2 separate regions of the Homo sapiens genome follow, and region 1 is linked to region 2. The links are chromatin contacts, found by Hi-C in ENCODE. All regions are on one chromosome and are shown on one strand. Each heading gives the region's core, a stretch centred on a gene start or an enhancer-like site at or near the end of the contact. The rest is flanking DNA. Distances are from core to core; before and after follow the strand shown. Region 1 overlaps DOCK10 (dedicator of cytokinesis 10). Region 2 has its middle 10 kb from the start of MIR5703.

Region 1 (4,663 bases), core at 745-3,244, 2.5 Mb before region 2:
ATTTATGGTTTTGTACTTCCCAGAAATGATCCCATCTCAGGCTTTCTACATCTTTTGCTCAGGAAGAAACTCATTTCTGACTTTCTCAACTTTTTTTCTGCTATTTTGCATCAGTCTTTTCTTAAACTGAATCATTTGACAATATGATTCAATGTGTCCTTGAAACCATTTTTCTTAGCCCTTGCTTTCTTTTCTTACTTTCTTTGCCACTTTACTGAGTCACACACTTTGGTGACTAAGTTCTTTATTTTTTGTTTTGTTTTAAAGTTTCTATTACTACCAGCTTGAAAAAGAAAGATGAAAAAAAGTAGCAAATACAATTATTGAAGCAGTACAAGTTTTTGCAATGAATGGCTTAATAAATACATCAATACTGCTTATTTTAGTGAATCATTAGGACACATGTAGTGCAGGAGTTCATACTGCTTAGTCCCAGAACCCACATACAAGGAGGACTAGCTTCTACCTGGTGTGCCAAAATAAAGGAAAGTGCTTCTGTGTCAGGCCCTCAACCTGGAAGAAAACTATTTTAATTCAATGTTTGATAATCTATTGAATGCCTATGAATCAGACATTGTGTTGGGTACTTGAAGTACAGATATGAACTGATTTGTCCCTTGTCTAGTAACAGAAAGGAAGTGAATGAGTAAGTGAAGAAGTACACTAAAGTGTTAGAGGGCTGGGTGCAGTGGCTCACGCCTGTAATCCCAGCACTTTGAGAGGCCAAGTTTGAGGCTGCAGTGACTTCCCACTACACTCCAGCCTGGATAACAGAGCGAGACTCCATCTCTTTAAAAAAAAGTGTTAAAAGGAGGAAACTAAGCTTTGCTGATATCAGCTATGAGCCAGGCACTATGTTAGAAGGAATGGGCCTCTTTAAAAAGGGAAACGTGTTCTTAGTGCTGTTTTTTAAGGTGATATGTTGAGTTGAGTTGTGCCAAAGCAGGAAGTATTTTCCTTACCATCAAGCAAAGCCAATTACTTCATCCTCTTTGTTCTCAAGAATTTTGTTTCAGAAAAGCCTTTTGGTTCCTCAAGGTACTCAAGGGATCAACATTATGTTATAAAATAGCAATCTAGATGTTTCTGAAAGATAATTCATGAAATAAATATTTATTTTCCATCTGCTTTGTGCCAAGTTCTGCTTTAGCTGCTGAAAATCTTTCAACAATCAAGACAGAAGAAGTCTCTGTCCTGCTAGAGGCTACTGTCTAACAGTGAGAAACAAGTGACAGAGGAGTGAAAAAGCAAACCAAGATATTTCCCAGTGGTGATAAGTGTTATCAAGAGAAGCAGGTGGGGTCATGTTATAAAGTAACTGGGTGTGAGGGCAATGTAGCTTGGAAGTCAGGGATGCTTCTTTGTAGAGGTGACATTTAAACTGAGTTGTGACTGAAAAATAGGAACCAGCTATACAGAGAGTGTAAAGGCCCTACCGAGAGGATGAGCTTGGCAAGTTGGGGGAACAGAAAGAATGCTTGATGTCTGTGCAGTGACTGAGGAAAGTAGGCTAGATGAGAGCTCAGAGAACATGGGGAACCAGATGACAGGGGTTATGGGAGGAGCTGGATTTGACTCTTAAGGCAATGGGAAGCCACTGAGAAGTTTTAACCAGAGGCATGGCGTTATCTAATTTGTGTTCCTAACAGCTTCCATTGAGTACTGTGTGTGAACGAATCAAAGCGGAGCAAAGAAGAAAGCAGGAGGACCAGTTACAAAACCACTTCTTGGAGGGGAGGTATGGTCCAGGCAAATGAGGGTATTTGTGGCTTGGGACAGCAGAGTGAATAGAGAAAAACTTTTAATATATACAGTCACAATATAAGAATACTGCCTTGGTGAAAAGTAATCTTTCTCGTGTACCAGATACCAGACGAAGTCTCTGATTCTCGGTATTTCTTAACCATAAGCATTCTAAATCAACTTGCTTTTTCATCCATAAAAGGGCATGAGCTCCTTAAACACAGGGCTTTTGCTTTTCTTGTCAGTCTCACTAGTCTAGGAAGTGCTGTTCTATATTCAGCAGCTCGTGGGTGCTGAATAAATATTGATTAAACAAACCGAGTAATGAATCATGTGTGCTGCAAGTGTGGGTGCTTGGTAACGTGGAAACATACAAGTGAGCTGGATTCTCCAATCTGCAGGGCAGAAACTGGATGAAAGACATTTAGAGGTGGGGGTGGGAAGCTTGGAGCGGCCCCTCTCCTTCCATCCCTCAATGCCTTGGGATTGGGGTGGTCATTCTATGACCACTTCACATTGACTCCGTGGAGATTGACTCCACACACCCCAGAGGAGCCTCACCCACTGCTGAAGGGAGAGCTGATGAAATGACATGCTTGCTGACTGCATGGACACTTCCTGTTGGTGCGCCACGTCCCTAAAATGTGACATAGGCTGTGGGTGAAGCAGGTAACATCAGAGATTTACAGACACGCCTATATTCCACAAAGAGTGTGAGGATAAAAACCAAAAATGCATGCAGTTGTACTCTATGTCAGCCAACTTTTTCTGTAAAGCGTCAAAGAATAAATCTTTTCCGGCTGAATGTCTCTGTTGCTTCTACTGCAACTCTGTTGCAACCCTGCCTTTACATCATGAAAGCAGCCACTGACAAGAGGTCAAGGAATGGTGTCCGTGTTCAATAAAACTTTCTTTATGGGTATCAGAATTTGAATTTCAGATAATTTTAATGTGTTTTGAAATATCATCTTTTTTTCCCTAAGCTATTTTAACAACCATAAAAACCATTCTTAGCTCATGGGACATAAAAAATAGGCAGCAGGTCACCCATGGGCGACAGTTTGCCAAGCTGTACTCTGTAGAGCAGTTAAAATGAGGAACAATCTCCACTATTATTCAAAAATAGGCAATTTTATGTAGAGATAATATCTAACACTATCCTTTTGTTTGTCAGTTGCTTAATGCAAATTAAAATTTAGCCATTTGGAGGATGTGACATTTGCTGATAGTAAGGATTAGGTAGCATTGAAAATCTCTTGGGCAGAGATTAATTGGAAATGATTCTTTGGATCACACTCCCCACTTTGTCTAGGCCTTGTTTTGTGTTTTCCACACAGAGCCCAGATGAACTTTTAATATTTAGGAATCCACACTCAGTCATTTGTTTTCCTTCTTGAAACACTCCTGTGACTTGCCCTTGCCTATAGTTAGAATAAGATGCAAACGCCTTATCCTGTCCAGCCATACCAATCTCCAATCTTGGAGCTCTTCAGGGCCTTTGCACCAGCTACCCCTTTAGCCTGAAACATGCTTTCCCCAGCATGGCTGATCCTTCTTGAGAACTCAGAACTCAGCTTAAATGTCGCCTTCTTAGAGAGGCTTGTCCCTGGTCACCTAGACCAACACAGCTCTTACCCTACTCAGATTCTATCATCAGATTCTGCCTAGTTTTATTTTCCTCATAGAATTGGTCTTTATCTGAATTATCTGGTAAATTAATTGGTTTACCTTTTTGTTTGGAATAAGTAAATCTTTAATAAGTAAACCCACCAAAAGGTAAGCTCCCTTAGAACCCCAGGTGATTTCTGTCTAATCACTCCTGTCTCCATTCATCAAATAATGCCCAGTATTCAGTATTATACATCATGTATTTGCTGAATGAATAAAGGAAGGAAATGGTTTGGGGTGTGTTATAGAATAGTATGTTTGGAACTGTGCTGATCTTTTACCCCAGTTGGGAATGAGGGTGACGGTGTATGATGGGCCGGGATGGGGTGGGAGAGGGTAGGCTATGGCTTTGAGAAATGGGCAAGGACCACATCTCGAAGCAGGCATTGGGTCATGCCGAGGTGATTGCACTTCATTTTGAAGGCAGTGGGGGAGCCACAGAAGGGTTTTAAGCAGCCATGGAATAAAATAGTTCAGTGTATTTATTGGAATGTTCACACTGGAAAAACAAAGAGTTATTCTTGTATTGTCTGTTACGCTGCCAAGAATGATAAAGATCAAGGAGTAATCAGAGACACTCCTCAATTTAAATGAGCATGGGAAGATGCCAAAACTTTACAGCCCATCTACCTGCATCCTCCACTCTCTTTTTGAGCTGGGAGGCCTTGAAGTAGCATTTGACATATTTTTGAAGGACATAACTAGGAGAAAAGATGCTCCTGGATTCATGATTTTTGGTGGTGTTTGACATAAAGAGGCTGTTCAAGGCTGGACGTGGTGGCTCACCCCTGTAATCCCAGCACTCTGTGAGGCCGAGATGGGTGGATCACTTGAGGTCATGAGTTCAAGACCAGCATGGCCAACATGGCAAAACCCCATCTCTACTAAAATTACAAAAATTAGCCGGGTGTGGTGGCATGCACCTGTAATCCCAGCTACTTGGGAGGCTGAGGCAGGAGAATCACCTGAACCCAGGAGGTGGAGGAGGTTGCAGTGAGCCAAGAATATGGCACTGCACTTCAGCCTGGGTGACAGAGTGACACTCGGTAAAAAAAAAAAAAAAAAAAGAAAGAAAGAAGAAAGAAAGAAAGAAAAAGACTGTTCATCAGGTTAATCTTCAGTCTGAAAAATGAAAATGAGGATGTGGAATTTAAAAAAATGCGGTTTAACTTTATGCTTGCAGTTCAACTTCCAGTGGCCTAGTCCAACCACGGAAATGAGATCTCTGCACGAGATAAGTCTCTCTCAAAAT
Region 2 (4,415 bases), core at 1,052-3,551:
GATGCAGCAAAATACTCTTCAAATGGCAACTTCTAGATCTTATAGAGAATGGACCCATATTTATCAGATTTGAAGATGTTTAAAATAGACCAAAAATGTAACCTGTATAAAAAAGGAGAAATAGGGGTTGTTAAAATTTCCCTGAAAGCCCATGTGTAATAAAAATGAGTCATTATTCTAGAGGGTTTCCTGCCTTTTAAGGGCTGTAAATCAGAAGCAATGCTTATGGGAGACAAGGCCACGCTCCCCAGGTCTCCTGGGGGCGGCGGCAGCAGCACCCTCGTCCTGGCTGTGGTCCACGGTGCCTGGCTGCGACTAAGGCTGCAGAATGTTGAGTTGCTGTTCTGCGGTTTTGCCACATTCATCAAATGTGGTTATTGTCAACTAGATAAAGTATAGTACGGTGATTATGAGCACAGTTTCTGAATCAGACTGTCCAATCCTGGATCTCCCCTGGGAGCTTGAGCAAGCAACTTAATTTTTCTGTGCCTCAGTTTCTTTACCTGTAAAATAGAAATAATCCTATCACCTACTTCATAAAGTTCCTATGAGGATAAAGTGATTTAATGTATGAACAGCACTTAGAACAGTGTCTGGCAGATAGTAAGCATTCTATGTACTTGGATAGTAATAGCATTCCAAATATTACTTATCCAATCCATAGTATTGGATATGTAAAAGCATAGAAAAAAGGTCTGGAAAGGTAACGATGTGCTGCGACTGCTGGACGAGGCGATGTGAATGGGAGAGTGTGAGCTGTGGGCTGGGGAACTTTTGGCTTTACTGGCTGTGTTAGCTTCCCAGGGCTTCTGTAACAAACTGTCACAAGCTAGGTGGTTGAAAATAACAGGGATTTATGCTCACAATTCTTTATGCTACAGGTGAGGAATCAAGGAATCAGCAGGTCCAAAGGCTCTAGGGAAGAATCCTTCCTTGCCTCTTCCAGTTTCTGGTGGTCCTAGGTGTTCCTCGGCTCGTGGCAGCATGACTCCCACCTCTGCCTCCATCATCACATGGCCTTCCTCCCCGTATGTCTGTATGTGTCCTCTCTTCTTCTCATAGAGACACTAGTCATTGGATTTAGGGCCCACTCTAAATCAGAATGATTTCATCTTGAGTTCTCCAATGAATCACATCTTCAAAGGTCCTATTTCTAAATAAGGTCACATCCTGAGGTTCTGGTTGAATGTGAAGTTTTAGGAGATGCTTCAACTCACTATACCAGCATTGTTTTGTTTTGTTTTGCTTTCTTTTAAAAATGAGATTATATTCATGTATTACTTAGGATTTTTTTTTTTTTTTTTTTTTTTTTGAGACAGAGTTTCACTCTGTTGCCCAGGCTGGAGTGCAATGGTGCAGTCTCGGCTCACCGCAAACTCTGCCTCCCGGGTTCAAGCAATTCTCCTGCCTCAGCCTCCCGAGTAGCTGGGATTACAAGTGTGCGCCACCATGCCTGGCTAATTTTGTATTTTTAGTAGAGATGGGTTTCTCCATGTTGGTCAGGCTGGTCTCGAACCCCCAGTCTTGGGTGATCCACCCACCTCAGCCTCCCAAAGAGCTGGGATTACAGGCATGAGCCACTGTGCCTGGCCCTACTTAGGATATTAAACAACAAAATGAAACAAGAAAATATATATATAAAATATAATATACATTATACTATGGGAAGCTAATGTATACATGTATACACTTGCTTATTCTGTCTAGGTTGTAGAGGAGGTTGTTGATGGGAAAAGAGGGAAATACAATGATTGCTAACACTTGTAGAATGCTTACTATCTGCCAGACATTGTTTTAAGTGCTTTTCGTATATTAAATCACTTAATCCTCATTGGAACCTTATGAAGTAGGTGGTATGATCATTTCTATTTTATAGGTGAAGAAACTGAAGCACAGAAAAGTTAAGTTGCTTGCTCAAGCTCCCAGGGGAGATCCAGGCTTGGACAGTCTGATTCAGAAACTTTGCTGATACCACCATGCTGTACTGTCCTTCATGTATGGGCACACATAGGCGATACAGGTCTGAGTCAAGAAAATTTGACATCACTTCCTAAACACACACACTCTCCTTTTTCTCCCCAAATAAAGCATCTATAAATGAATGTTGTTTCTGTGGTTAGATGTGTTTGGAGAATTTTATCTGCAGAATCTTCCAAACTGAACATTGTCTGATATTTACTTAGAAGAAATAAAAACTTCCATGAACTGAGTGAAAAATAGTTGTTCATGTATATCACTGATTGCTGTTCAGATCACTTAGAGCACAATGGATTTCAACCAGTCAAAGTGCAGCAATGCTCTGAGCAAAGGGTAGCCGCACACAAGGTGGTTCACTTAACGGCAGCTTCTGGCAAATTGCAGCTAAACTGCAGTTCCAGTTGACTTGGTAACTTACAAACAGCACACGCTGAATGGAAAAGGAATTGGTATACCATATTTAAAACAATGAGAATAATGATAGCAGTGCTTCCATTAATGCCAGATGCTGTGCTGAGTACATTTTCTTACTCTGTTCTTACTGTAACCTTCTGAATCATTAATGCCCCAGAGGTGGGGTGGTGACTAATGATAAACTGATAAGGGTATCCTTATGGTAAAAATGGCCATGACCTTGTTCCTGTAAAGTTGCTCCAGGGACTTCCCCACTCATAAGCGGACTTGGAATTTTCGCCGTAAGTCCTTTGCTATAAGTTCTACGCACATTCAACAGGGACACCTCTGTGTAGCAAGTTACCTAAATGAATATTCAGGCTGTTTTCACTCTGGGAACTTGGTATGTGTAAATTTTCAGGTAATTTCCCTCATTTGAATAACTTCTTGAGTGAAAACAGGTCCTTCAAGTGCACATCCTGGAGCCCCGGGGCTGGCATAGCATCCTTATAAAGCAGAAACCTCAGGCTAACAGAGCCCAGTTATGTCCTGGGATGTTTGTATTCCTAGAGCCCAGCTCGAGACCAGGAAGTGCCTCCTAGGTTTTCCTGTTTCCATGTGGCCTTGGTTTGGATTCACAAGAAAAGGATTCAACAGAGTACAGTGCTGACTGTACCGGTTAAATTATGGCCTCTAAAGTCCAACCACTGGCCTTCCAATCCCAGCTCCATCACTTCCCAGCTATGTGACCTTGGCAAGCCCTCAACTCGGGAGCCTTAGTTTCTTCATCTGTAAAATGGATATAACAATAAAATCTATGTCCAAAGGCTGCTGTGAGTATTAACTGGGTGCTTAGTCAACCGGGAAACATTAGTCACTGGTATTGGGGGATCAACGGTGGAGCTCTATGCAATCGATTCTCTTCTCAGGGGATGGGGTATGATGGCAACATCAGTCAACTGGGCTCAAGGGAATTACTTTGCACTCAGTTCAGCACATGCTGTCTAATGAGCCATTGCCTATCTGCCAGCATTTGTTGAGAAATACAAAAAGAAAGAGAGGAGGTTTTTTTAGAGACCCACTTTTAAAATACCCCCATCTGACCCCTTCAAAATGGAGGGCTGATGGGTAGCGTCCATTTTCCTTTTCTGTAGGCCCAGCAAGCCCCACTAATGTTTCTTTTCTGATAACTAAAGCAGGTTTCTCTCCCCACAGGGGCCTCTTTCTTTCCCCTGAACCAGAAGGGAAGATCCCCTTTCTCTTTTCAGTAATGGGCAAGAACAAAGTTCCATTGACAACGTGAATGGAGCATTTCTTACCCTGGACTCTCTTCGCACTGCAGAGGCAGGGACCTTTTCTCTCCCGCTTGGCTTCTGAAGATTATGATTCAAGTCCTCTACAGGCGACTAGGGCAGCCCAGGAATCCTGATTCTGGCACGAACTGACCAAGGGAGGGAGGCTGCTTGGTTGCAGAGCCTCCATGCACAGAAGTCCACTTACCTGTGACTTCTGATATGTGCAACCCCGAGAATTTCCCCTGCTTCGCCTACTCTGGGCCTCCCCTAACCACCCAGTAGCATCCTCTCCTTTCACATGCTATTACCTTACCCTGCTTCATTTTCCTTTAGAGCACTTAGCATCACCTGGTCCATTATATTAATTTGTTTGTCTGTTCTCCCTCCCAACGGAACATAAACCCCAGGAAAGTAGATGTTGTCTTGTTCATTGCTGAATCCCCAGTGTCTGGCACAGTGCCTGGTAAAGAGTAGATACTCAGTAAATATTCACTGAATGAATGAAGAAAGGCAGGCTGAAAGCTACTTCTGGTTTCCCTCTAAAATAAAAAAAAAATGTCTTTCTGATAAATGGATAACTAAAGTCAGGTTGCAATGGTTTTGGGCTTTTAGAATGGCCTGAGTTTGGATCAGTCAATCAACTGATGCAATTTATGAGCGATCTTTTATAGCCCAGCAAAGTAGAGACACAGAAGGATATGACCTGGTCCCTGCTCTCTGAGTGCACAAAATTCAGCTCACAAATGACAG

Evidence for each region. Hi-C counts contacts between places; a loop is a spot of excess contacts on that map. Pooled maps may share reads with other maps.
Region 1: a loop to region 2 is called in a pooled map, with 10 times the contacts of the local background. The contact joins two enhancer-like sites. A Hi-C loop is called at or near these places in 10 of 50 pooled maps.

The regions. Positions count from the first base shown.
Region 1 is chr2:224,925,742-224,930,404 of GRCh38, forward strand. All of the region lies in intron 2 of DOCK10 (dedicator of cytokinesis 10), which reads right to left. Among named protein-coding and RNA genes, the nearest start is that of MIR4439, 82 kb to the right of the region's middle. Within about 2 kb of position 1,995, at least 14 of the 41 ENCODE cell types and tissues checked have a DNase peak (open chromatin) inside an H3K27ac peak, as active enhancers do.
Region 2 is chr2:227,459,955-227,464,369 of GRCh38, forward strand. No RefSeq gene overlaps it. Among named protein-coding and RNA genes, the nearest start is that of MIR5703, 10 kb to the right of the region's middle. RefSeq lists enhancers at 365-454, 2,717-2,776, 3,677-3,736. Within about 2 kb of position 2,302, at least 3 of the 41 ENCODE cell types and tissues checked have a DNase peak (open chromatin) inside an H3K27ac peak, as active enhancers do.